3 separate regions of the Homo sapiens genome follow, and regions 1 and 3 are each linked to region 2. A link is a contact called in ENCODE Hi-C or POLR2A ChIA-PET data. All regions are on one chromosome and are shown on one strand. Each heading gives the region's core, a stretch centred on a gene start or an enhancer-like site at or near the end of the contact. The rest is flanking DNA. Distances are from core to core; before and after follow the strand shown. Region 1 holds the start of BRSK2 (BR serine/threonine kinase 2). Region 2 holds the start of CD151 (CD151 molecule (Raph blood group)). Region 3 has its middle 34 kb from the start of MOB2.

Evidence for each region. A loop is a pair of places that touch in the nucleus more often than their neighbours do. ChIA-PET counts read pairs that join two places held with the same protein, here RNA polymerase II (POLR2A). Pooled maps may share reads with other maps.
Region 1: a pooled map shows a loop between it and region 2 (4-fold over the local background). The contact joins the promoter of BRSK2 here to the promoter of CD151 in region 2. A Hi-C loop is called at or near these places in 1 of 168 maps with a recorded cell type or tissue (naive thymus-derived CD4-positive, alpha-beta T cell), 6 of 37 single-sample maps with no recorded cell type and 7 of 50 pooled maps.
Region 3: a pooled map shows a loop between it and region 2 (3-fold over the local background). The contact joins the enhancer-like site here to the promoter of CD151 in region 2. A Hi-C loop is called at or near these places in 1 of 168 maps with a recorded cell type or tissue (CD4-positive, alpha-beta T cell), 9 of 37 single-sample maps with no recorded cell type and 11 of 50 pooled maps. POLR2A ChIA-PET finds 5 or more read pairs at or near these places in 2 of 52 experiments (H1 and naive thymus-derived CD4-positive, alpha-beta T cell).

What each region holds. Positions count from the first base shown.
Region 1 is chr11:1,388,374-1,392,751 of GRCh38, reverse strand. BRSK2 (BR serine/threonine kinase 2) reads right to left here and starts at 2,818. Exons shown (of 20, transcript NM_001256627.2): 1 at 2,377-2,818. The coding sequence starts at 2,467. RefSeq lists a silencer at 3,052-3,421.
Region 2 is chr11:831,702-834,394 of GRCh38, reverse strand. It overlaps CD151 (CD151 molecule (Raph blood group)), which reads right to left and starts at 1,443. Exons shown (of 9, transcript NM_004357.5): 1 at 1,369-1,443. It overlaps CRACR2B (calcium release activated channel regulator 2B), which reads right to left. Exons shown (of 9, transcript NM_001286606.2): 9 at 2,409-2,693. The coding sequence ends at 2,686. RefSeq lists enhancers at 1-46, 2,203-2,693 and silencers at 878-1,107, 1,118-1,767.
Region 3 is chr11:1,518,831-1,523,420 of GRCh38, reverse strand. No RefSeq gene overlaps it. Among named protein-coding and RNA genes, the nearest start is that of MOB2, 34 kb to the right of the region's middle. RefSeq lists enhancers at 1,213-1,462, 2,400-2,900, 2,901-3,401. Within about 2 kb of position 1,905, at least 4 of the 41 ENCODE cell types and tissues checked have a DNase peak (open chromatin) inside an H3K27ac peak, as active enhancers do.

The DNA of each region.
Region 1 (4,378 bases), core at 1,569-4,068, 560 kb before region 2:
CAGAAGAAGACAGCCGACCGGACCCTGCGGCGTCTAGAAGGGCGTCCTCCAGGCCCCGGTGGGGGTGCTGCGTGGTCTCCCCTCCCCACACGGCCAGACTCCCCAAGGGCAGGTTTCGGACCACATCTTTGGCCCACCGTCCAGCAGGCCCCAGCTTGGGTCAGCCGGGTGGAAGGGCTCTCGTGGCACCACAAGGCTCACTGCCACTGCCACTGACCACCTCCCTCTCAGTGGCCACCTCAAGTCGAGCAGCTCCTCCTTCCAAGGTCTCAGGCTGAGAGAGATGAACAGAGAGGGCCAAACAAAGCTGCCAGCCACAGACACGGGGAAGGGGCTGGAGTCGCGTCCACACCAATGGCCCCCCAAGCAAGGCCTCCACAGCTCCCCTGTGGCCAGGTCCCTGGAAGGAGAAGCGTTCTCAACGGCAGGATCAGATCGTCCTCGGGTGGTGGCGGCCAGAAGCCCAGCCTCCCGTTCTCCCACGGAGGTCTCCTGGCAGGAAGCCTATCTCCCTCTTGAGCTTGGGACCTGGCAGCTCTCCTGGCATCTGGTGCCAAGTGGCCCAGCACACACACTCCAGGCCCCATGTCCACCCAACTCCTGGTGACCCTTCAGCAGCAGCAACAGAAGACGCACAGAAATGGTGGCCTTCTCCAGGGCCCTCCCGGTGACACGCTTGCGCTCTGCCCGTCATAACTCGGGAGAGAGGGGCCGCTTTGTGCCCCCCCTCGAGCTGTTTTCTAAATATCTCTCTCAGCACGTTGTAGACACACACAGCCCATCCTTTTGTATTCATTACTGTTAATTACAGTGGAAACCTCCCGTAATTAACTGCCGCCAGCAGAATGCCATGAAGAGTGGAGACCAGCCCCTACCCACCGAGGCCGCGCACAGCACATAACTCATCGTGTCTTCATTTACACGCAGATGTTTCCTTATAATAACATTTTATTGGGACCGTAATTGGATTATCTCACTGACTCCTGCATCCTGCTGCCCTGGGCCCCTCCTTCACCACGGATTTCACACACTAGTTTTTCTTTCCGGGAAAGACGAGAATTTTGAACTCAGGTGACATGGGCTGAATGCCACCTCCTTCTCCAACCCAGGCTGCACCACCCCACCTGCCCAGGTCCTGCCCTGTGGCCAGGGGCCCTTCCGTGCCGTGGCGGGTGGCGGAAGGCTGTGCACCCAAGGTGAGGCAGCTCCCCTGAACCCCTCAGTCTAAACCCCTTCCTGCAGCTCTGCCGTAGTTACATCACAGCCACGGCCCTCCCCCAAGAGCCTGGGCCTGGCCCACTTTCTTTCCCCAACGCCACCTCCCAGCTCCTCCTCTGTGCAGCCGTGAGGGGCTGAGCCTCCACCCTGCACCAGCGCTCTCCTCCTCCTTCCCTCCACCCCTGCCCGCCCGGGTCTAAGGAACTTCTCGGATTGGAAGGGAGAGGCAGTGCCGTGGGACCTCGGGGACACCAAGAGACAGGCCGGTCCTGAGAGAAGAAAGAAAATGGCTGAGCCCCAGCCTCCACAAAGGCGACTCTGTGAATGTGCCTGACCAGATGAAGGGCTAGCCAAACCCAGCGGGCCGGGGAGAGTTGGCCACATGCGAGGGTAGCTGGGTTGCCTCTGGCCTGGGTTCGGCCCCGCAGGGACCCGGCCTGTTCCCTAGAATGACAGCCAGGCCCCACCGGGAAGCCCCCTCCACCGGCAGGCCGCGGGGCTGCTCCACGGGTCAGGTCCCACGCACTTCTGGTCCCAGCACCAATGGCCTCTCCCTGCCCCGTGGGAATGCAGGTCACAGACGCTCCGCCCGCCCGAGCCCGAGCCGGAGCAGCGCAAGGCGCTGTCCAGCCCTCTGCAGGTCCCCGCACTCTCCCGCCCCCACCGCGGAGGGAGATCGGGCCTGCCCGGAGGCCCCGGTGGCCGGCGCGCGGAGGTGGGAGTCCCGCCGGGGGCGCAGCTGCTCGGGCAGCACGCCTATTAGCGCGGCCGCGGCAGACGGCAGATGGGCGCCCGCGCGGCCCCCTCCTCCCGCGGCACAATGGGCCCGGTCGCTGGGGCGCACAATGCGGCCCGGGCCGCGCACCTGCAGCGGGGCCCGAGGGGCGCCGTCCCGTGCGCCCCTGTCCGCCTGCGCGCCCCGCGCCGCGCCGCGTGTCCTTGGGCCGCGCCCGGCCGACCGCAGCCAAGCGGCCTGCGGGATCCGCGGCGGAACCGGGGCGCACGAGCGGACGGGGGCGCACGGGCCGCCCATTGTTCGCGGCCGGGGCCCGGGCCGGGCCTGCGGCTTCGCGGCCGGGGCCTCCCTCGGGCGCCCCCCACCCAGCGCGCTGCCAGCGCGGCCTCCCCGGCCCCGGTCCCCGCCCCGGCCGCACGCACCTGTCTGCCCCTTGCCCAGCGTCTTCTCCAGCCGGTAGGGCCCAACATACTGCGCGTGCTGCGCGCCGCCGTCCTTCCCCGTCGATGTCATCGCTCTGGGGCCCGGCGCCGGCCAGGGGCGCCCGGGCGCGCGGGCAGGGAGGGGCCGCCCAGCGTCCGCCCGCGTCCGCCGAGTGCCGTCCGCGCCGACCCGGCCGGGGCGCCCCCGCGGGCCCCGCTGCTTCGCGCCGCCCGCGTCCGCCCGCGCCGCCGCCCCCCGCGTCCACTCCGACGCGGCAGTCCGAGGCCTGGCCCGCGGCGACGCCTCCGCCTCGTCGAGAGGACAGGGCGGGCGGGGGCACCTGGCTTCCGCCGCCGCCGCCGCCGCCGCCGCCGAGGCCCGCGCCCCGCGCCCCGCGCCCCCAGCGCACGCCCGTCAGCGGCCGCGCAGCCGAGCCGAGCCGAGCCGAGCCGAGCCGTGCAGCTGAGCCGAACAGCCGAGCCCAGCAGCCGAGCCGAGCCGAACAGAGCCGAGACGAGCCGAGCCGCGCAGCTGAGCCGAACAGCCGAGCCCAGCAGCCGAGCCGAGCCGAACAGAGCCGAGCCGCGCAGCCGAGCCATGTAGCCAAGCCGAACAGCCGAGCCCTGTAGCCAAGCCGAACAGCCGAGCCGAACAGCGGAGTCGAGCGCAGCTGAGGGGAGCCGAGCCGGGCCGCGCAACGGAGCCGAGTCGACACGAGCCTGTACGAACGCAGCGGGATGCCGTGGCGGCGGCAAGCGGTGCCCGCGCCGGCCAATCAGCGCCTCCCCACCCCGCCCCGCCGCTACGAGCGCTCGGGGAGACTCTAGGGGGCGAGGCGAGGCCAGGGCGAGGCCGGGACCTGGGAGCCTCCAGCCCGCCGGCTGCCACGTCCGGTCCCACCAGGCAGCAGAGCTCCCGCTGCCGCCCGACCCGCCATTAAGGCGCATCCCGGGACGGAGCAGGCAGTGGGCCCATGGCGAGGGGGTGCAGATGGCTGCCCTGGACGGGGGTTTTACCCTGCAGGGCGTGACCCCGGGTGTCCCAAAGAGTTTCCCGCCCCTCGAGGGGGTGCTGCACGCGCGGGGGATGGGGATGCTGCCCTGGAGGGGGGCGAGTGTTGCATGCGGGGCGGGAGTGCTGTACTGGGGAGAGGTGCTGTATTCGGGGCAGGGGTGCTGCACACATGGGGGGTGCTGCACGCCAGCGAGGGGCATGCTGCGCTGGAGGGGGCGGGTGTTGCATGCAGGGCGCGGATGCGGCACACGTGGCGGGGGGGCTGCATGGGAGTCTGTGGGGCTACTGCACGCGGGCGTTGTCCAAGCAGAGATTGTGCACCCCCAGGGAGGACGTGGCCCTCCGCCTCCGCTCCCGAGGGAGAAGCGGCGGTTTTCCCAGTTATGCCACAGTGACCTGCGCGGCGCGGAGTCAAGGAACTCACCTGGGATCCGGCCGCAGCGCCCTGGCGCCTCCCGGCCCTTGCTACCGACCCCTCTTTCAGGTTGAGCAGCTGGGCAGGGGTTGCCGGGAGCAGCCTTTGGAGGTCTAAACACAGGCAGCCGAAGAGGCAGCCAGACCTGGACGGACCCTCTGTTTCTTTGCAGAAAAACACTGGTATTTCCTTAAGCCCGTGCTGCAGAAGGTGGTGGGAGGGGAGAGGTGAGGGAGACCCGGAACGCTGCAGAAGTGGGGGTCCCAGATCTTGCCCGTGTATGGTCTGCGGGCAACGTTTCCCCTGCGGGCTCTGCCACACACTGCTGCTGACCGTGGTCCGCTCCCCACGCTGGTAAGCCCGTATGAGCTCAGGAAACTGCGGGGTCTTCCCAGTGCGCCCTCCTGCTCTTTGGGCTGTCTGTATTTCCAGCTGGGGAGGGGAGTGGGCCCCAAAGCACCTGTCCACTCTCGGCCTGCACCCGCCCGCCCTGCTTCCCTTCAAATGCTGTGGACTAAGGGTCCTCCCTACCCAATTCTGGGGCCTCTGAGCATGAGCAATCAGGGCCCCAC
Region 2 (2,693 bases), core at 194-2,693:
ACAAGACATTTTGTTTTTTTCTTTTTTTCTTTTTTTGAGATGGAGTTTCGCTCTGTCACCCAGGCTGGAGTGCAATGGCACGATCTCAGCTCACTGCAACCTCCGCCTCCTGAGTTCAAGCAATTCTCCTGCCTCAGCCTCCTGAGTCACTGGGATTACAGGCACCCACCACCACGCCCAGCTAATGTTTGTATTTTTAGTACAGACAGAGTTTCACCATGTGGACCAGGCTGGTCTCGAACTCCTGACCTTAGATGTTCCACCCGCCTTGGCCTCCCAAGGCAGACGACATTTCGGGACAGTCTGATCCTGGGAGGGACCTCATACCTTCCCCCAGGTGCCCCACTCTTGGCCTTCGCTCCAGACCCATCACTGGCCCTTCCCCCACAAACAGCGGCAGCTACAGCCTGGGAAAGAGGCATCATGGAATGGAGCTGGAGGGGGACAGACCTTACCACTGAGCTGAGAGGGGATATTCACCCTCCATGAAGGAGCCAGGGCCTAAATACACGCAGGAAGGGTGGCACAGGCAGACCCTGCCACCAGCGGGGGGATGTGTCTGCCACCGGGGGGCGGGGTGTGCGTCTGCCACCGATGGGGGGATGTGTGAGCCCCTCAAGGACCTGCCCCTGGCCTGGCTGTAAGGTCCCAGGCTTTCTGGAGAAGTTGGTTCTGGGCACAGATGCGTCCTCCACCGCGAGGACACAGGCGACCCGCTGAGGAGTGGCCCCTCTTCCCAGGAATGCCTGGTCCCTCTGGACCCCCTGGGAAAGGGCCTTCCAGAAATAGTTGTCTGTTCCTCCCCAAGTCCCCGGGACCTGCACCAGGCCCCTGGGCGGCCCGCGCCCTATCAGGGGGAGCCCCAGTCAGGGGGACCTGGGACTCCGCGCCTGCCAAGCGTCCCCGGGGCACTGCAATGAGGTCACCGCCGCCGCCGACCCCGCCCGGCGCGGCCAATGGCGCGCCCACTTGCACGCGGGCGGGGGCTGCTGCGGGCGGAGGGAAGACTGCCGTGTCCAGGGACAATGAGCAGGGTGTCCAGGCTGCGCGTCCCGGGACCCCTGGGCTGAAGGGGGCCGTCAGGCCGGTCCAAGGGCCCGGGAGGCGCCTCTCCTTCCCGCTGCGCCTCCCCAACCCGCCCGGAGTCCGCCTCCCGCGGAAGGGCAGGCGAGGGAGCTGGGGCAGGCGAGGGAGCTGGGCCAGGCGGTGGGTGCGGCCTCCCGGAACCTCCCGGCGCCTGCGGCTGGGCCTCCGGGGCTGGGGCGCGCAGGGCCTTCGGCCCCCTCGCGCCCCTCGCCCCCCTCGCGCCCCTCGCCCCCCTCGCCCCGCTCGCCCCGCTCGGCCGAGCTGTCGTGGCCGCGCACTCACCTACCACGCGTCCGAGTCCGGGCCCTGGCGGCGGCGGCAGCAGCTGCGGGGGCGGCGGCTCCCAGCGCTGAGAATGCGCGGCCCGGAGCCTACGAGGGGGACGCCCCGCCCCGCCCCGCCCCGGCCCCGCCCCGGCCTCAAGCCCCTCCCGCGGCGGCGGGCGCTCGGCAGGTCTGAACCCGCGTGGGTGTAGGCGCTGGGGGTCGACCTGGCACTGCGGAGGCCGGGCGAGCTGCAGCCCTGGGGGCGCCAATAGCCCAGCAAGGGCCCATCCCGTCCAAGGACGGAGGAGCTGGGCGGGAGGCGGGCCCGGAGGTAAGACGGCGACCAGCCTAGCCAGAGGCCCTGGGCTGTGGCGACCCGGCCCTCCTCCATGCCCAACCCCCATCTCTTTCTCCTCACCCAGGAACCGCCCAGAGGCTGCAGGGGTCGGCAGAACCGATGCCGGCCTGGGGCGTGGGAGGGCCTAGCGCTGTGGGCAAATGCGGGAGAAGGGCTACTGTACGTGCAGTGTGGACAGCCTGGAGACCCGGGCAGGCCTGGGGTCCCAGCGAGACATACCCATGGGGTCCTGGGGGGCCCATGCCCTCCAGACTGGAAGGGACCACTGGGAGCGGTGCGAGGAGGTGAGGGACGAAGGGCAGGGCCGGCCTAGGGCTGCACCAAGACGCCAAGAGTGGGAGTGAGGAAGGAGGGGGCTGCCCACCCACCAAGCTCATTCATCACAGCCACAGGGGAGGACCAGCATGGGAGGGGGTGGCCGACTGAGGCCGGGAACCTGCCCGGCCTCCCTGGCGAGACAGTGGGGAGCCCTGATCCACACACTGGCGAGGGCCCCGAGGGGCTCCAGCCTTGATGGGTAGTGTGAGTTTGGGGCATGACCAGGGACACAAGAGGACACGCAGGACCTCAGCCCCATCGCCACAGGCCCGCGCTCCCTGTATTCACCCACACAGCACGCGTGCACAGGTGCCCACCTCATCCATGTGGCACACACAGGCTGTGGCTCCCAGACACACGGAAGGCCCAGGAGGACGCAGTGCAGTCAGTGGGTTTTATTTGACGAGGGGGTTTTCTGCTGAACTGAGATGGGGTTGATTGAACGGGGACAGAGCGAAGACTGGCAGAGGGCACACACGGGACCCTGGCCACTCCCGGGACCCTGACCACTCCTAGGCTAGGTCCTTCATGTCTTCAGTCAGGCGAGCCTGGGGCCCACTGGGGAGAGCCTGCATCCTGAGTGGGCACCCCCGACCCATGACAAGCCTCCTGCAAGGGCAGCTTCTAGCTCATGGTCCGTGAGTCACTCGGGGCTGGTCACCGGG
Region 3 (4,590 bases), core at 656-3,155, 690 kb before region 2:
AAAGTGATACTCCTAGTATTTAGAAATTAGGAAGCACACTTCCAAGTAACCAGTGGGACAAAGAAGAATTTGTAATGGAAATTACAACATACTTTTTAGCTGAAAGATAACAAAAATATGCCATGCTGAGACTTGCAGGGTGCACACCGGCCAGGAGCGGTTCACAGCCCTCAGGTACTCGTCACTCTCGGAGCAGTAGCTGGGCTCAGAGACGGTGGATGGAGGGAAATGAGGCTGGAGCAGAAGTTAACAAAGCAGAAAGTCAGTCTCCCACAGATATAGTCATCGAGGCCAGAGTTGGATTCTTTGAAAACAGGAATATAGTGGAAAATCTGGCAAGAGTGATCAAGACAGGGAAAAAGAGATGGCACAGATAGCCAGTCTTTTTCATAAGTCATGCTGGCCAACCAGATAGCCATATTTAAAAAAACCTTGGCCTGTACCTCACACCCTACAAAGAATAATTGAGCCCAGTAGAATGTAGGTCTAAGTGTAGAAGGTTCTGGAACTGCTGTCCAGCACGGCCTCCAGCCATGTAGCTTGGCAGCGCTAGAGATGTGCTGAGTGTAAAATACGCTAGACTGAAAAAAATACAGTGGCACCTTGTATTTTCTGTATTGATTGTAAGTCGAAAATATTTTACATCTGTTGGGTTAAATAAAATTAATCTTGGCTGTTTCTTTTACTTTTCAATGGGGCCATTAGAACATTTAAAATTATATCCATGGCTCAGATTATGGCTTGTGTTATATTTCTCTTGAACAGCACTGTTATAGAAGATGCTATTCTTGACCCATGGGTTAAGAAAAGTTTTTTTAAACAGGACTAAAAAGTACTCATCATAAAGGAAAAGATAGATAATTTGGTTTACATTAAAATTAAGCAGCTCTGTTTATCAAAGATATTCCTCAAAAACTGAAAAGGCTGGCCGGGGACCGTGGCTCACACCTATAATCCCTGCACTTTGAGGGGCCGAGGCTGGAGGACTGCTTGAGCCCAGGAGTTCAGGACCAGGCTGGGCAACATAGTGAGACCTCATAAATAAATAAATAAATAAAAATAAATTAACTGGACGTGGTGGCATCCGCTACTCAGGGGGACTGAGGTGGGAGGATCCCTTGAGCCCAGGAGGTCGGGGCTGCGGTGAGCCATGATCTCACCACTGTACTCCAGCCTGGGCCACAGAGCAGGACTCTGTTTCAAAAAAAAAAGAAAGCAACTTTTGCAGGGGGAATTTACCATACCTAGAACTTACCGGAGCTCAGATCCAGACTTCCCCACGGGCTCCAACAAAGAACAAGAAACAGCTCGTCCCGTAGAAGATGGGCAGAGGCTTGAACAGATGCCTCATGAAGAAGGACGTGCAAACGGCCCCGAGCCCTGGGAAAGAGCCCTTGACCACGTCTCCCCTGGGGTGAGCCCGGGAAAACCCCAAGCCTTAGACGCACTGCACGTGACAGCGGGTGTCTAGTGAGCACCGCGCCACTAGAGCGGGTGTCAGGGCGCCTTGCTAACCCTTTCCACCTGGTGTGCTCGCTGCTGTGTGGAACTCCCATCTTGTGCTTTTCATCTTCCCATGCTTTGTTTGAATTTCTTCTTTTTATTTTTTAATTATCCTTCTTTCAAATTGCCTTGGAAGTTAGGTACTTTATTTTATTTGATTTTTTGTAGAAGCAGGGTCTCACTGTGTTGTCCAGGATGGTCTCAGACTCCTGGCCTCAAGCCATCCACCCACCTTCACCTTCCAAAGTGCTGGGATTACACTGTGAGCCACCGTGCACACCCTCCTTTAGTGGTTTTCTTACAGCACACGCTAAACCTCCAGGGTCTGATGTTGATTAACAGCTTTATCCGCCTCCCCGAAGTACCCAAGATACTAGACCGCTTCTGGGTACTTCCCCTCTTGAGTTGTGAGCACTTGCTGTGTTTTAAATTCTGTACACTTCGGACCCCCACATGCTACTGCTGTGTTTTAAATTCTGTACACTTCGGACCCCCACATGCTACTTGTACGCTGGTATTTATTTAGGTTGGCTGGTTTTGTGCTCCATCTCTTTGGCTGTACCCTCTCCTTCCTCCTTTGTCCTTCTGGGTTTGTCCTTTTGCGTCTGTGACCAGTTTTCCTCTGCTTGTGCTGCAGCCTTGAGCTTTCTTGGATTTTCTTTCAGGTGACTCTGCTGGGGGCGCCCTCTCAGTCTCTGTCTGAAAATGCCTTCAGTTGTCCTTCATTCTTGGCAGAGCTTTTCGCTGTGTGTCGTGTTCTTGGTTGGCTTGCTTTCAGCCCTCTTTCGACGTGAGGCCGCCGACCTCCGGCTTCCGGCGTTGCTGTGGAGAAGCGGCTGTCAGATGCACTGCTGCTCCCTCGAGGGTATCTGCCACCTCCTGGCCCCAGCTGCTTCTGACGTTTATATTTTTAAATTTTTACATAATTTCAAAGTTAGAAGTTGCCAAAGTAGTGTGAATAATTCCTGCATACCTTCTCCCAGATTGGCCAGTGTCAGCGTTTCTGCCACATCTGCCTTGCCGTTTTCTCTCTCTCAGTACCTGCACGTGGGTCTTTTCTCAGCAGTTTGAGAGTGACTTGCATCTTTACCCCAGCATAGGATAGAATGCACTTCTGCAGGGAGACACCTCGGTGCACCCACACAGAAAGAGATGGTGAAGGGGCCAGACTGCCCGCCCTGTTCAGGATAAACTTTGAAACAGGCTCAGAAGTTACTTCATGTGAGATGTGGGGGAGACACGGAGGCATGGTGTGAGCGAGTGATAGCAGATCAGGCTTGCTGCATACTGGGAGGGGGACTTCAGTGGAAACTGCCAGCACAGAGCAGGACCGTGAGGATGGAGGGAGCCCGGGGGTGGCCAGCCCGATGGCCAGCGTCTCAGTGGCATCTCCCTGGGCTGCAGCCTGAGAGGGGCAGGGCAGCAAGCACGGCTGCTCTCTGGAAGCCCCACTCTCAGTATTGACGTGCAAGTTCACAGTCTAGTTCCTGACGCCGTGGAGACCAAGCCCTTCCCTGGGGACTGGAGGAGAGATGAGCAAAGGGAACAGAACACGACCCTGAGAAACTGGGGATCTGACCCCGGGCCCGCAGAGTGAGCTGCAGAAACAGTGGGCAGTCCCCACATGGCCTTGTTACAGCCTAGATTTCTTACCGAAATAGTTTTTTTGTTTTGGTTTTTATTTTTTGTTTAGAGACCAGGCTGGAGTGCGGTGGTGCAATCACAGCTCACTGCTGCCTTGACCTCCTGGGTTTAACAGATCCTCCTGCCTCAGCCTCCTGAGTAGCTGGGACCACAGGTGCGCACCACCGTGCCCCACGAATTTTGAAAAAAATTTTTTTATAGAGGCAGAGTCTTGCCGTCTTGCCTAGGCTGGTCATAAACTGAAAGACTTAAAGCAGTCTCCATTAATGAAAATTAGCAAGACTCTGTTTTTCATTTCTCCACTGATTCAATAGTATTTAGTTTTACGTTGTTTAAAAGGAACATTCAATCTCCTTTGCAGTCATAGTTCTTGATTTCATATTACTGAATGGTTGCATTAAAATCCCTTTTGACTAATTATGAGGTTGGGAATTCTAAAGTCTGTTGAGCAGACAGCTTGTGTCAAGTGAGGCAGCTGGTGATTTCTGGACACTCTTGATTCCATCTGAGCTTCCTTTTCCAGCACAGCCTTATCCTGAACACCTGATTTTGGGGTAACTTCTTATAAAGCCCACTGTGTGTTATTGTGGACACGGTCTCCTGGTGTCCCCCCTTGTGATGACAACTAGAATGCCTCCGGGTTTCCAGCACTCGCCGTCCTCACTGGTGTAAAGCTTACCGCTCTGTTCCGTGTCCTGCATCTCTGGTCAGCACCGCAGTCTGTTTCCTGTGCTTCTGCCTGGGTGGCCAGGGGCTGCCCAGAAATGACCCAGATTCACACCCCAGCCTCCTGCTCCCCTGTAGCATGCTGGGTTTCTGTCCATGGTAGCATTTGCTGGAAACATCTGTTGTTCCTTTCCATCCTGGCCTTCGTTCCTTCACTTGCTGGCCTTCCCTGGGAGGCAGGGGCAGTGAGTTCTTGGGTTCGGAGTCCCAGGGCAGTCCTGGGGCAGGTGTCCAGTGGATGGATGTGTGCTGGGGGTGTGTGGAGGACCCTGCAGAGCATGCATCGAAGTCCCTCTGCTACACTCACTCACCCTCAAGGGGAGTCTGCTGCGTGCCGGCACCGTGCCGCTGAGAACTGGGTGCACACGGCCCCACTTGGTCCCCATTGCATCTCTGCCCCAGAATGGAGGTGCAGAGAGGCCAGGTGTGTGCCTGGCGCTGTAGGGCAATGGTTCCCCAGGTGGGGTGTGGGCACCAGCAAGGGCAGTGATAAAAGAAAAACTTAATGTAAAGGTCTTTAATTGAACAACAAACGATTCTTGGATTGACAGCCTCTTGAGCCAGAGTAGGCTCATAGACTCCAGAGCAGCCCTGTGGGGGAAGATTTATGGAAAGGGAAAGTGACCTACGGAAAACGGAAGTAAGGCATAGAAACAGCCGATTGGTTACGCTCGGCATTTGCCTTATTTGAACACAGCTCGAACAGTTACCTACATA